Regions from separate parts of the Homo sapiens genome. Here all the other regions are linked to region 1. The links are chromatin contacts, found by Hi-C or POLR2A ChIA-PET in ENCODE. All regions are on one chromosome and are shown on one strand. Each heading gives the region's core, a stretch centred on a gene start or an enhancer-like site at or near the end of the contact. The rest is flanking DNA. Distances are from core to core; before and after follow the strand shown.

Evidence for each region. Hi-C counts contacts between places; a loop is a spot of excess contacts on that map. ChIA-PET counts read pairs that join two places held with the same protein, here RNA polymerase II (POLR2A). Pooled maps may share reads with other maps.
Region 2: a loop to region 1 is called in a map of mammary epithelial cell, with 14 times the contacts of the local background. The contact joins the promoter of TXNL4A here to the promoter of KCNG2 in region 1. A Hi-C loop is called at or near these places in 7 of 168 maps with a recorded cell type or tissue (CD14-positive monocyte, GM12878, endothelial cell of hepatic sinusoid and 4 more), 8 of 37 single-sample maps with no recorded cell type and 15 of 50 pooled maps. POLR2A ChIA-PET finds 5 or more read pairs at or near these places in 2 of 52 experiments (CD8-positive, alpha-beta T cell and GM10248).
Region 3: a loop to region 1 is called in a map of lower leg skin, with 2.1 times the contacts of the local background. The contact joins the enhancer-like site here to the promoter of KCNG2 in region 1. A Hi-C loop is called at or near these places in 2 of 168 maps with a recorded cell type or tissue (lower leg skin and posterior cingulate gyrus), 1 of 37 single-sample maps with no recorded cell type and 2 of 50 pooled maps. POLR2A ChIA-PET finds 5 or more read pairs at or near these places in 1 of 52 experiments (common myeloid progenitor, CD34-positive).

What each region holds. Positions count from the first base shown.
Region 1 is chr18:79,795,948-79,800,928 of GRCh38, reverse strand. KCNG2 (potassium voltage-gated channel modifier subfamily G member 2) reads right to left here and starts at 2,991. Exons shown (of 4, transcript NM_012283.2): 1 at 2,915-2,991. RefSeq lists a silencer at 2,941-3,180 and an enhancer at 3,112-3,708.
Region 2 is chr18:79,986,256-79,991,236 of GRCh38, reverse strand. TXNL4A (thioredoxin like 4A) reads left to right here and starts at 2,674. Exons shown (of 3, transcript NM_006701.5): 1 at 2,674-2,997. The coding sequence starts at 2,845. RefSeq lists silencers at 2,292-2,581, 2,622-2,861.
Region 3 is chr18:79,932,459-79,937,439 of GRCh38, reverse strand. It overlaps SLC66A2 (solute carrier family 66 member 2), which reads left to right. Exons shown (of 6, transcript NM_025078.5): 4 at 3,418-3,471. Among named protein-coding and RNA genes, the nearest start is that of SLC66A2, 17 kb to the left of the region's middle. Within about 2 kb of position 3,064, at least 9 of the 41 ENCODE cell types and tissues checked have a DNase peak (open chromatin) inside an H3K27ac peak, as active enhancers do.

The DNA of each region.
Region 1 (4,981 bases), core at 1,742-4,241:
GAACCTGCTGTTGATAAGATTTCTGTTAGCAATTCCATGAGTCTGGGTGTTCTCCTGGCCCCGCCGGGGACCCATTTTGACTTGACATTTGCTTCGGGTGCCCCTCGCTGTGGTTCCCCAAGCAGACCTGTCCCTACAAACCAGCCGGTGGGTGAGCAGAGCCTGCGGGTGCCCGCAGGACACGCCAGGCCGACTGCAACCATAGGCACCAGCCCACCTCCCGTCTGCTCAGCGCCGCCCGCCCGGGGAAGGAACTGCTGAGGCTCCTGCCGGAAAGCCGCGGCTGTGAAGGAGCCAGTGCTGTTTCTCCGACACCAGCAAGGACCCTGAGTGCCTCCCACACGGGAAGGCGGGGTACATGTCTCGTCAGAGGCAGGCTCTGATTCAGCCGGTTTAGGGGGCCGAGATCCTGCCTCCCAAGCCTCATCTGAGGAAGGGGGTCTTAAACTACCTCGGTCAATGCCCGCCCTCGTTGGACTCATGCCTACCGGCTGGGCTACCTGATGGCAGCACCCGTTTGTGTCTGAGCGACCTCACTGGCAGCAAGGGCCCCATGGCTCCTTTCCTTACCACCAAGAACATCCCTGACCAAGCGTTAGCCCTAAGATATCCCCATTCATTACAAAATTACCCATCCGTGGACAGGCGCGCAGTACTCAGACACAGGTGGCCGTCCCTGGATGCCCTGCGTGTCCTCGTCCTGCAGGCCCTACCACCCCTCCCGGCCCCCAGAGCTCATGCCTGTCGGCACAGCCCCATCTGCTCCCTTCACTCCCGCCCCCACGCCTGCCAGGGCTGCAGAGAGACGCGCCTCCCACGACAAACAGCCCTCCGTTCGCGCTGCCCTCCAGGTGCCTGCCTGAGACCCACTTCTTCCAGAAAAGCAGCCCCCAACCATCAGACAAAAGAACAACAAAGCTGCGCAGATCCTCCCGAGACATTCAGAACCCAAGCACCTGCTTTTCACCAGGGCAAAACCCAGCACGCTATCGTTTCTGACCGGCCTGTTCCTACCAGCATGACCCATGAGTGGAGGCACCTGCACCTGTGACTACAGCCATGCAGCCCCAGCCGCACGCTGGGCAGAAACCCCGAATCATAGCTCGGCCACCCGCCCCCCACACACTTCCTGTGCGCCTGGCACAAGCAGGGCTCAGCCAGGCGCTGAAAAGGGAAAGCTGAGCAGCCTCCTGCCTGTGGCAGCTGAGAACTCACTTCCCTCCTTTTCTTCTCATGCCTACAAAAACACCAATTTTTCCCTTAAATTATCGAAATCTCAACATTTAAAACACACTTTTGCAAAGTGGAATCTAACAACTGGCACTGGCCTTGGACAGACCTGGAAGTTGTTTTTGTCACCTCTCCCCAGGGAAGATGCGGACACAGCAACCCTTTGTGGCAACAGTGGATAGTCCCGAGAATGTGACATCTAAGGTGACCTCATCCCCAGAATGTACCACAATGCCCCCCAAATTCCCTAAGAAAGCCCGGCAATCCCATCCCTCTAACTAGGAATTCCTAAGGAAGAACCTTCAGAGGCCAGCTGTGTACCCTGCACCATCCCAGAGAACAGGGGTGGGGGAGGAGGGTCCCCTCTTCCGCGGTTCTGCTTGGGGTCTCGGGAAGCCTCCTGGACTCTCAGCAGAACGAAAACCACTCAGGGCTGAGTCCGTGCCCCTGTGGCATGTGGCCCGCGGGGTCACCCAGCTGCCTGGGCAGGGCTGAGGGTGGAACAGCCTCTCCACTTAATCACTCTGAGATCTCCCAGCTGGGTCAAAATCCATTATTTACAATCTGCCCGGCGCTCACTTTGAGCGCACGCGGAAGCCAGAGGTCTCTGCAGGCAGAGAAGGGGGGACCCATGAGGCTCCCGCAGGGAAAGGACTTCCTGGAATTCTCCAGGCAGGTCGAATTGCTCCCAGACCCTTTGGAGGAGGTGACAGAGGGGGTCCCCGCAGCCCCTGCTGTGTGGGGAGACCCCGGGAGCCAGGCGCGCGGGCGGGGGCTCCACCGGTCACTCCGAAATCGCAGAATGCCCCAGGGTCTCCGGGACTTGTGGGTTTAGGGGAACGTTCGGGACGCGGAGCGGGCCCAGTTCACCTGCCGGACGCCCCCTCCGTCCATCCGAACCCGGGAGCCCCGCAGGAGGGACCCTTCTCGTCCCCAGTGACCACAGTCCGGACCCGGGCTGCGCTCGGCGGGCAAGGCTGGGAGCTCCCCGGGCCGGAGGACGGGGCGCATGGGCTCCGGGTTTGCAGAATTCGCGGCTGCGGGAGCTGGGTCTTCTCTCCCCCAATTCGGGCCGCGCCCCGGCTGGTCGGAGGAGGCAGAGTAGGGGTGCGGCCGTGTGTCCGAGCGGGAGTGGGGCGTTCATCTCCGGGGAGAAGGGGGACCGGGAAAGGCGCAGCGCGCCGAGCATTCGCCCACACCCCGCCCGCTCTCCGCGCGAGCCGGGTGCGCCCCCAACCGAACCGGGGCGGGCGCCGGGAGAGTCGGGTTTTCCCGAGACCCGCGCCCCTTCCTCGCCTTCGGCTCACCCGGGCTCCCGCAGGACCAGCGCGAATAGACGGGGCGATCCGCGGCCGAGACCTCCATCCACGCGCGCGGCGCGGCCAGACCGGCGAGCGCCTCCGGCCCGACGCCCCCCTCGACTCCCGGACTCTGGGCGCTGAGCGGGAGGGGGAGGCACCAGCCCCGCCCGGCCCCGAGCCGCCCCCGCCCCCTTGGCCCGAACAGGGGGATTCCAAGGTCCCCTTCGACCCTCCCGCGCCCGCGCGCACCGCGCACCCGGAGAAGAAGCTGCGCGCGGAACCATCAGACAGGAGCCCGCGCCCCCCGCCCCACCGCCCACTGCGGCCCCGGCTCCTTCGCCGCGGACCCCCCACCCCCGGCCCCACGGCGCGCTCAACTTTACCTGCGGTCCAGACTCCGCGAGCTCCGGGCTCCGCTTACCCGGCCGGCGGCCTCCTCGGGGCGGAGCGCGGCGTCTCTGGAGCCGGCATCCCGGACTCCGGCGCCGCCCCGCGCACCGCCCCCGTCCCAGCCTTCAGTGGCGCGGCGCCCCCTCGCGACATCCGCGGGTCCCCAGGAGCGAGCCGACCCTCGGCTGGGTTTGGAGCCGGGGCCAAGTCCACTCGGAGGGAGCACGGAGCCCACCCAGCTGCCCTTGGGGGCAGGAGGCCCAGGCCCCACTCTGCACACCGCCCCCACCAGCGCACGCCCTGGCAGGGGCACACACGCTCACACTCACACAGGTGCACACTCACATCGGCAATCTGTGCAACTCATACGCTCACTGCCACACTCATAATCACACACACAGGTGCACACACATCGGCAATCCGTGCAACTCACACGCTCACTGCCACACATAATCACACACAGGTGCACACTCACATACTCTCATAACCCCAGTCATTCATACTCACGTACATGCATACACACGCTCATAACCACATTCATCCAGGCACACATGGATACACTCATACACACACGCATGCACACTCACACACAAACACTCTCAATGTCATTCCAGAGGCACGGGCTGCCTCCTGCCTGCTGTGACCACTCCAAAGCAGCCTTTGGGGTACAGGGGAAGAGACGAGGAACCCGGCCCAAGACTCTGGAAGGACAGGACTGTGGGTTTTCAGTCAACAGCCAAGGCACTTCTCGTTGAGCGGATCCCCAGGAGACGCCAGCTGTGAGGACTCCGGACGCTTCTGTGGGATGGATCCTGGAGCCGCAGCGGAGCCTCTAGTGAGTGGATGTTTCTCATTTGCATCCACAAAAAGGAAATGTTCCTCTCCAGCTCCAGCCGGAGCACCAGGTCTTGGAAGGGAGGCTCTTCTCCATGGAAACATCTACCGGATTCAGAGCAGGAGGTGCCTGCACTGCTGCCTCTGAAAGGGCAGAGGCTGCTTTTTGGGGGGGCAGCTGGTGGTTAGCGGAGGCCTTTGAGGCTGAACAGATCTGCCCCTGGGGACATTGCCCTGGGGATCCAGTGGACGTTTGCAGCTGCAGGAGGCAGAAGCAGCCAGGACCCCTTTATCTCAGAAGCCCCTGTTAAATACACTCATTAGAAAAGTAAACGAGATAACTCAGATTGCGCTGTCTGTGCTGGAACGCAGGGGTTGCCCTACAGCTGGTGGTTTGGACGTGGGGGTCTGAAGGGTTTCTCAGGCTGTGCATTCTCTGACCTCGGTCTGTTCTTCTTGGTCCAGTTCAGCCCTGGCTGCCTCTTTCAGACCCTGCACCTTGACCCAGTCTCTGGTGGCTGTGACCGTGCAGAGTGCAGTCAGCCCATCACCTCCCTTTTGCAGACTCTATATCTACTGATCCAACCAAAATGCTCACCAGCCTTTCCAGGCACCACATCACGTTTCAGACAGCCCTGGCTTGCTAGTCAAAGCTCTAGGTCTGTGCAGTTGTTGGGTTTTTTCCCCCATGATTTTCAGTTACTTGATTCTTTAAAAGTCTAGGTTTTGTATATTACAATTTGTCCCTAGTACATTTTATTTCGGTAGTTTTTATTAGGTTAAACTTTTTCATGAGCCTTGTCAGATGTTTCAGAATCTTAATTCTGTTATGCAGCTTATTAGCTTCCTTCTCATCTGAAGCCATTGGACAACTGCTCAGTCGAGCTGGGCCATCCAAGTCATCAGCATAATTCATGTTTCCAAAAAAAGGGGTCACACCGGCAAGCCCAGGCCCCCGAGCACTGCCTGGACGCCAGCTGCGACTCCACGCCCACCCTGCTGATTCATTTCCCATTTTGTTTGGGAGGATGTCAGTGGAGACTTTCAGAAATCAAAATACAATGAATCAGGCATCTGAACTAGTAAACCTGCCAATATCACACAAAAAAGACAACAAATAATGTGGTCTGTTTAATAAGTTTTTTTTAGTATTGGCTAACGTTCACCAATCTGGGGGGGTGGTGGTGCTGCATGAACCCCGTCAGCCTGGAGTGGGGAAGGTCTGT
Region 2 (4,981 bases), core at 1,425-3,924, 190 kb before region 1:
ATAACATTCTCCTAAAATTAGATTGTGGTATTGGTTCCACAACACTGAAAAACCATCTCACCTTCAATTGGTGAATTTTATAGTATATGGATTAGATCTCAACAAAAGTTTTTTTTTTTTTTTTTTTTTGAGACGGAGTCTGGCTCTGTCGCCCAGGCTGGAGTGCAGTGGTACAATCTCGGCTCACTGCAAGCTCCGCCTCCCGGGTTCACGCCATTCTCCTGCCTCAGCCTCCCGAGTAGCTGGGACTACAGGCGCCCGCCACCGCGCCCGGCTAATTTTTTTTTTGTATTTTTAGTAGAGACGGGGTTTCACCGTGTTAGCCAGGATGGTCTCGATCTCCTGACCTCGTGATCCGCCCGCCTCGGCCTCCCAAAGTGCTGGGATTACAGGCGTGAGCCACCGCGCCCGGCCAAAAGTTTTTATTAAAGAAAAGATTTATCTGGAGATGGATAGTGGTGATGGTTGCATAATATGAATGTACTTAATGTCCTTAAAAATTAAGGCGATAAATCTTGTTATAAGTAACACAATAAAAAATGAGTTTCAATAAATTATTTGGGGACATTTGAGTCTTATGCCTTAGCTTGGAACAACTCTCCTGTGAATAAAATGCTTGTGATGTGTTAAGCAACTGTGTTTGTATCTGAAATGAGTGACTACCAAAATGACGGTAAGGAATTTTTTAGAAGGCAATAGCCTGACCTTAGTAAGGGCTCAGATTTCTCCAGTGTGTACCTGGTGCCAATGAAGTACAGGAGATTTTGTTTTATCATCCCATCTCATGGATGAGGAAACTGAAGTTTGTTGAGATAACTTATGCAAGGCACAGATGAACCTGAACACGCCTTTATGTAACTAAAACCCTCACTGTTAACCACTATGCTTATATTCTGTGCCTCTGCTTTACTCAATTATAAAATGAAAGAGATTTAGATGATCTCTAATATCCTACCAACCTGAAATTGTTTCATTACAATAAAGCATTTCGTATATAATTGGGAAATATTCTGTATTATGTAAAAAGCTTAATCTGGCAGTGAGCTGCACTTGTGATTCTAGTATTTAAATTGTGGGTGCATATTATCAAAGCACCTTATGGTGCTGTGTCCCAGAGGAAACCAAACATGGAACCCATTTCAATCCCCATGCCAGCAGGCTCTTCAGACTGTAGTTCTCACCATGCCACAGCCCATCTGAGAGACACCACAGCATCTGCATAGTGATTTGTTGTTGTTTTTGAGATGGAGTCTCACTCTGTCACCCAGGCTGGAGTGAAGTGGTGCGATCTCAGCTCACTGCAACCTCCACCCCCTGGGTTCAAGCGATTCTCCTGCCTCAGCCTCCCTAGTAGCTGGGATTATAGGCGGGCGCCACCATGCCCGGGTAATTTTTTGTATTTTTAGTAGAGACGGGGTTTCACCATGTTGGCCAGACTGGTCTTGAACTCCCGACCATAGGCGATCCGCCGGCCTCGGCCTCCCAAAGTGCTGGGATTACAGGCGTGAGCCACCGCGCCCGGGCGTGATTTGTTTTAAATTTGTCATCTAAAGGACCACCAGGATAGCTAGATAGTAGACAAGAGTTTTACTATCAATATCAGTTTGCAAACCAGGGAGTCTCCAGCATGAACCCAAAGTGCTCTCTCAGAAGAACAGAGGTTAGAGGTTTTATTTTAAAAAGAGAAATATTAACTTATTTCTCTTTGAGAAAGTTCACTGGCACTAGTAAGGGTTTGGGGAGCTCTGACTGGTGAGCGAAGCCAGGGGGCCAGATCAGTCCTGGAGGTGGAAGTTATGCTGAAGCTATGGAATAAAACTGGCTTTAGGTCGGGCGCGGTGGCTTCTTCCTGTAATTTCAGCGCTTTGGGAGGCCGAGGCGGGCAGATCACTTGAGGTCAGGAGTTCAAGACCAGCCTGGCCAACATGGTTAAACCCCGTCTCTACTAAGTACAAAAAAACACTAGCCGGGCTGGCGCCTTGTAGTCCCAGCTTATGGGGAGGCGGAGGCAGGAGAAGCGCTTGACCCCGGGAGGCGGAGGCTGCAGTGGGCCAAGATCACGTCACTGCACGTCTCAAAAAAAAATTTTTTTTCTTTATAAAAAGACAAATTAAAAAACCTGGTTTCAGGTTACAACAGGCAGCTCAGCAGCCGGCCTGATGGTGACATTCCTCAAGGACGGCCTGCCCAGTGCTTCCTCCCTACCCCGCTGCTCGACTCTGCTGTGGTTGGGTATGGCAACAACGACACATTTTTATGATCAAGTTTCACAAATGACACACATGAACTGTCTTAGTAACACACAGAAACAAGCACCAGAAAGGAAGAAAACGAGCCGCAGTGCCGGGCATTCCGGGCCTTTCTGGACGTCCCCATCCGTGGCTGGAGGACAGCCCGGGCGGCGGCGGGCGGCCTCGGGGCGGGAGCGTGGGGGCAGGGCACGGCGAGCCCGGGGCTTCTCAGGACCACCAGGCCGCCTGGACGCTGGGGAGGAACCCCCACTCCGACAGCTGCTATGACGGAACCAACGGCGCTCCACGGTGCCCAGGTCGCCGCCGCTCCACCCGGCCAACTACACGTTCGCGCGGCGCCTATACGCACATGCCGTCAGCACGCACGGCGCTAGCGCGCGCGCATGCCGTCAGCACGCACGGCGTCGGTGCGTGCGCGCCCAGACGTTCTGCCGGGTGGCAGTCCCAGCGGAGTTTGCGTGTGCGGGCGGGACCGGATTTCGTCCGTGGGCCCGGGGGCGGCGGGGGCCGGGGAGTGAGGGGCCGGCTGAGCCCACCTCGCTGGGCCCTCCCTGGCGCCCCGCCTTGGGCGGCGGCGAGCGCGCGGGCCGCCATGTCGTACATGCTCCCGCACCTGCACAACGGCTGGCAGGTGGACCAGGCCATCCTCTCGGAGGAGGACCGCGTGGTCGTCATCCGCTTCGGCCACGACTGGGATCCTACGTGCATGAAGATGGACGAGGTCCTGTACAGCATCGCCGAGAAGGTAGCGCGCCGGACTCTCCCGCTCTGCGGGCTGTGCTTCCGCATCTGCCCCGCGCCTCTGCCCTGCCGGCGTCGCCTGGGGGCGCGAGCTGTTCCCCGAGGAGGGGCCGCGGCTCCGTCGTTCAGGCGATTCCTCCCCTCGCTGCGGTCGAGCGCTCTCGGGGACTGTGCCGGCGTTTCACGCCTTTTTCTGCGGGGAGCTCTTGTAGTTTTTCATATTTTAAAGGGTTTATGATCCCCCTCCTCTCAAATGAATTAATTATTTCTGTTGATAAGGCGTTTTTCCCAAACTTATAGTTCAGTGAACAAAATGCACTTGCAGGTTTTATTGAGAGCGCGGATCCTTAATTTAAAAGGACGTCTTTTTTTGGTACCTGAGTTATTCGTTGTATGCATAAAGCAGGACTTTCATGTTCATAGCATGAGAAATCCTGCTTTTCTGTGGGTGTGTTTTTTTATCCCACCACGCTTTTTGTGAGTCATGTGGTTTACAGCTTACAGTGATTGAGGTGCAGTAAACATCAGGAGAAAATAGAAATATGCTTTGTTAGAATTAGTTCTCTGAATTTCTAATATTAGTACACTGAGTGGTCTTGGCATTTACTTGCTGACAATAAAAGTTGTAGGACACTATTTTATAACCAGATTTCATTCTTTTTCTGTGGTTCCTCATAGCAATTTTAGGATGACTTTTATTGAGGTTTTGCAGCTGTAGCAATAGGGCAAAGGGCACAAATACTAGGGTGTTAATAAAATATTTGCCATATTAATTTTCCATAAGTAATTTGAGAGGTTATTCCTTTTAATGAAGAGTAAAAGTAACATTGAAGCTATCTTTTCTTTCACAGATGCTAAAAAGTAGGCCTGGGTTAAAATAACTCCTTTGAGTAAAGAGTAACAGATGTAAGGACATATTTTATATTCAGGAAAGGAAAGACTATCTGGCCTGCCATTTATTAATTTTTGCTATTTCTTATTTAGTAGGAGAGGCATGAAGTTAGGAACTGTTGTTATATTTTAGTTATTACAAGACTCCCTTGGAGTGCTTACTAGAATGCATCTGTGATTCTGATTCTATGGGTATGGGGTGAAGTCCAGCAATGGCTTTTTAAAGAAGCCCCTCAGGGAATTCTGATGCGACTTGACCTTGAACCACCTTCCATGGGGGTCAGGGATGGAGGTGGAGTAGCTTTAGTACCAGCCATCTCGCAGCCTCTTCCTCCTGGACACTGAGGACTTGAGGAGGGACCTAGGGAATTCGGGAGAGCAGCAGTTCTCTCACACGCTGGGGGTTCTGCCAGCCGGGGATTAGAGATGATGAGAGAGGCAGTGCCACACATCAGTTTGTCATTGCTTGAGCTGTAGTGGACAAGGGCAGATACTGGAAATCCAGCGAAGAATTGACTAAGAGCAGTTTCCCAATAAGTAAATCACTGCTGTATTGACTTTGAGTTATGAATTCTAGAATCTTTCACTGTTCTACATTGCAGGTGGTGGCATAAACATCGGGTGGTGTTCAGATCCTGCTGCCGGCAGCTCGAGGCTAGGATGGCTGGAGATGTGAGGGCCTTTGTCTCATCACATCCGAGCACAGCTCAGCAAGATGCTCTTAGCTAGAAAACAGATTTTATGTGTTAATGTAAGTGTTTAGGGTCTTTGCCAGATTTGCTCTTTTCCAACTCCTTTATGTCCAATTTCTTTGTTATTACAGAATGAATCACTGTATCACTAGTGGACACACATAGTGGACACACACTTAAGGACAGTTGAAATGGGCTCACTTTGGGGTATTTTTTTTGGTCTTTTAAAATAGTCTGATTTTTGTTTTTGTCCAAAAATTTGGATAGCTTTATTAATAAACTTTTAATGCGAATATTATAATATAGTTATTAAAAGGGCAAACCTAGGCCAGGCGCGGTAGTTCATGTCTGTAATCCCAGCACTTTGGGAGGCCAGCGTAGGCGATCACTTGAGCCCAGGGATTC
Region 3 (4,981 bases), core at 1,815-4,314, 140 kb before region 1:
TTCTGAGTCATTCTGAACATGTGAGTTGGACGTTTGGTGTGTTACTGGATTATTACGCTTGTTAATGCTCCAGTTCTTCCCTCTGGCCGGGGAGCCGCGTCAGATGCTGCTGGGCCCTTTCGACCCAGCATGAGGGGTCTCGCTTCTACACAGGATCCTGGTATAACAGGGTGCTCGTGTGGCGGCTACATCTCCTGCCCCAGACCTAGAATCCGTCGTTTCTCCAAGGAGCTCTGGTATCTGGGACACAGTGTTTGGAGACCACGGCCTAGGCATGTGTGAGGGTTGGCCTACAGGTTGATTTTTTGGCTTTTTCAGTGGATGGAGCTAGGGAGTTTTTTTTGGTGAGGTGAAATACTTCATGAGTGGACACCAATTCTTTCCATTTGACTTCAAACCTCCAGGCCTGGCTGTGTCGCTTAGCCTGAGCTCTGCCTCCCTTCTGCCCTCAAGGACCCCACAAATAATGGAATGTGGCATCCTCATGCCTCCCTTAGCCCTCTCTGTGCACGGCAGTCTGAGGGTCACCATGCCAGCGCCGGCCTCCCGGTTACTGAAAACGTTTGTTTTATTGGGGGTGGAGGTTTATATGCTCAGGATTGCACATCCTCAGGACACTTCCCGCTGGGAACGGAGGTCAGGTCGCTGCTGCATGATACGTCACCAGGAAACAAACGCACCTTGTCAGGGGTGCACCAGCAACTGGATACACGGGGTCATTTGTTTCATTTTAAATATTGCTTTTATAAAGTTTAACTTTGTTTTATCATGTACTTTTTTCCTTTTAAGTTCCTCTTAGGGGTTATTTGAGAAATAATTGTCTGTGGCTCAAAGTCAGGTGGTTGAATTTACTTGAAATTTGTCCCAAATCTCAACACTCAGTTCCAGGCTGGAGGCCAGGGAGAGGGAGTGGCTGCTGGTTAGTCAAGGGTTTCTTTTTGGGGTGCTGAAGATGTCCTGAAATTAGATAGTGATGGTGTTTGCACAACTGTGGATATCCTAAAAACCATTGAATTGTACACTTTAAACAGGTGAGTTAGTTATAATTCAAGAAAGCTGGAAAATGTGTTGTATGTAGGGGTCATGTGCCATCTTGCATGCATTTTCAGGGGTTTATTGAGATTCTTGGACGTCACATTAGGAATCCCTGTATCTGCCTGTGTACCTCCCATTGGGGGCTCGCCTGGGCCACTGTGATCATGTGCTCTTCCCTGGTCCCAGGCTGTCTGGCACCTCCCTGTCACTATCACCCCTGCACTCCCCATACACGCCGTACCGACAGGGTACAGTGCAAACCTTCCTTCATGTGCCAACAGCAGTGGTCTCCAGTCGTGACATGGACCAAAGTCCCAGGAAGCAGGTGATGGCCTCTGTGGCCCAGCCAGCCTCCTTCCTGCTGGCCATGTGGAACCATAACTTGTTGTGTCTCTCTTGTTCCAGTCTCTTTGGCTACTCCACAAGTTACCCCAAATCTTAGGACTTGGAAGGACAACAATTATTTTGCTTGTGAGTGCATTTTGGGCAGAGCTTGGCAAGAATAGCTGGTCTCTGCTGTCCTCAGGAGCATCTGGGGAGGCTCAAAGGCTAGGGCTGCAGCCCTTGAAGCTCATTCTCTTGCTTTTTCTCTCTCTCTCTCTCTCCCTCACTCGCTCTTTGGCATGGCTGGTGCTAGCCATCTATCTGCTGGGACCTCCACCCAGGCTCTGCTGGGACACCCACCAAGGCCTCCTCATGAGACCTGGGCTTCCTCACAACATGGCGGCCAGGTCCCAAGGGGGAGCTACCTGAGAAAGCAGGTGGAAGCTGTATCTTTTTTATGACCTAAGTCTTGGAAATCACAGCATTGCTTCTGTGGACTGGAGTGGTCACAAGCCCACCCATGATCAAGGGGAGAAGACACTGACACCACCTCCTGATGCCGAGTGTGGAGGAAAAGGAAAATGTTGCTGGGCCCTTTTTGGATCCTGAGTGCCTGGTCTGGAGGACGTGTTCAGCACAGATCTGTGGAAGTGTGTGACTGTTGAAAATGTTCCTGGCAGCTCTCTCAGCATCAGAACTCTGCATTCCATCCTACACAAACGTGGATCTGATCACACTGCTTTCCAGGCAAGGAGCCTCAGGTAGCTTGAGGCTGTGCCTAGGACACAGCCTGGTGTGGGATGTGACTCTGCAGCCTGAACCATGTCTTCTTCCCCAGCCTGCCGGCTGGCTGCCTCCCACCATTGCCTGTTCACAGTCACACCTGGATGTGAGAAGGGAAACAGTGTGGACTGAGCAGTCCTGCCTTGGGTGGTCCCTCCCTCCCACCCCTTGAGGATCTTGGTCTTTAGAAGAGGCGCCCGTGGAGAGGGATGTTGTCTAAATCAAAGCAACAGAGAGGACGAGCTGAGGGACCCATAGAATCCAAGAGGCAGTGCTGGGGGAGGCTGAGGGAGGAGAGAAGACTGCACTTTGTATGCTGCATTGGTTTATAAAACCCTCAAATTTGGTAGAGATATTGCAGTTCCTGCCTTGTGAGTGGAACAACACCCTAAGTCCAAGTAGCAGAGGGCAGAGGTCAGAGGTCACCTCGTATTTGCTTTTAGCTGTTCACTTGCAAAATTTCCATTTTAAGTCTACATTGCCTGGGGCAGGCAAACACAACCTTTGATCCTACTTCTGCTTTCTGATCCCAGGACTTATTTGAGTCTCTTGTTTATCAACTGTCTTCAATCCCAAACCCCATGGGGCTTCCCAGGAGCCACCTAGAGGCCACACTGTTTTCCAGGACCTTGGCTGCTGTCTTGTCCTGGGGCTGCGCAGATAGGAAGGTTGACTTATAACCTGTCATTGCCAGTGCTGGGCCCTGGAGGGTGCTGGGTCCCTGTCACATTGTCCCTGTGTCTGTGTCTGTGCAGAGGTGCTTGTCAAGTGCATGTGCGGAACCAGCTGTCCTTTTACAGCAGAGTGTACTCTGAAAACAGCTTTATCAGGCAGCCTTCTGAAGAGTTTTGACCTGGGGCAGCTATATTGCAGCCGCAGCTTGCATACAGATGAGTTTCTAGGAAAAGGGAAGCAGGATCTGCCTGGCTGCTTTCCATCAGCACAGCACGCTTGTGACGGGCTCCCATGCTGCCTTTCTCCCGAGAGATTAAATGGAAATGTGGTAACTTTCAATTTTTGGCTCAATTTTTCTCCCATTCTCCCCATTCACTTTTTTATGATATTGGAAGAGGTTAGGTTTGCAGAAAAATAGTTCAGAAAGTGGGTTTTCTAATGCACAAAAACCAAAATCTTGTGATCTTTCTATTCTGGTTTGTTTTTTTTTTTTTAAAGAAATGCAAAAAGTTCTGGGAACACAGCTGTTTACCCATGTTAAAACCAGTATGTTTCTGTCTTTTTCCCCTTTCTGTTTCTGTCTCCCTTTTTAACGTGTAGCTGCAGATAGCAAGGATGAAGAAGTCAAGGTTGCCCCCAGGCGGTCCTTCCTGGGTATGTACCCTGCGCGTGCACTGTCCGCAGCACGTTCCTTTTGCTTCATTCCTGCAGCTGTACTTCCTCCTGTTGTTGCTTCCATCTGTGCATGTGCGTGCGTCATCTTTACCAAGCGTGGCCGAGTCTACAGCAAACTAATCAACTCCTAGCTCTGCTGTTTTCAAGCATGAAGTAGTTACTAGAAGCCTGTCCATGCTCTTCTGTGTGTGGGGAGATGGGGGCGGGAAGGGGAAGCAGGAGGGAGACAGGAAGGGAGGAGAAAAATTTAGATGACAAATTTTGGACTTTGTTAAATTTATTCCAAAGTATTTTATCCTTTTTGATGCTATTGTAAATGGAATTGTTTTCTTAATTTCAGTTCTGCTGCTTCATTGCTACTTTATAGAAATGTAATTGATCATTGCATGTTGATCTTGTATCATGCAATTCTGCTGAACTGGTTTGTTCTAAGAGTTGTTTAGTAGATTCTCTATATATGATTCTGTCATTTGCAAATATAGTTTTAATTCTTCCTTACCAATGTAGTTGCTTTTATTTCTTTTTATTGCTTATCCTGGTTATAGGCGGTGAGAGTGGATGCACCTATCTTATTCTTCATTTTAGTGAGAAAGCATTCCATCTTTCATCACTAAGTAGATGTTAGTTAATGGATTTTCCATAGTTGCCCTTCATTAGGTTAAGGCAGTTCCCTTTTATTCGAGTTTGTTGGGTGTTTTTATAATAAAAGAGTTTGCCAAATGCTTTTCGTGTCTGTTGAGATGATCATGTGGGTTTTATTTTTTATTCTACTATGATGATGTACTACATTGATTGATTTTTGTGTGTTGAACCAACCTTGCATTCTTGGGATAAATCCATGTGGTCATGGTGTCTAACACTTTTTATCTGTTGCTGGATTTTATTTGCTAGTATTGTATTGGGGATTTTTTGTATCTGTATTCGTAAGACATGATGGTCTGTAGTTTTCTTGTGATGACTTTGTCTAGATTTAGTATTAGGATAATACTGGCCTTATAGAATAAGTTGGGAAATGTTCCCCTCCTTTTCTATCTTTTTAGAGTTTGCAAAGGGTTGACACTAATTTCTCTTTAAATATTTTTAGAGTTATCCAGTGAAGCCATCTGGGCTTGGGCTTTTCTTTGTGGGAAGTTTTAAAATTACGAATTCAATCTCTTGTTATAAGTCTATTCAGATTTTTTGTTTCTTTGTAAGTCAGTTTTGGTAGTTTGTATTGGAATTTTTCCATTTCACCCAAGTTATCTAATTTGTTGACATATAATTTTTCTTAGTATTCCCTTATAATCCTTTGTATTTCTGGAAAGTCATTAGTAATGGTTCCTCTTTTATTCCTGACTTTAGTAATTTGATCCCCTCCTTTCCTTTCTTTTTTTGGTCAGTCTAGCTAAAAATTTGTCAATTTTTTGTTCTGGTCAAATAACCAACTTTTTAAAAGGTGTTTCTTTTTCTTTTCTTTCTTTCTTTCTTTCTTTTTTTAACACAACACATC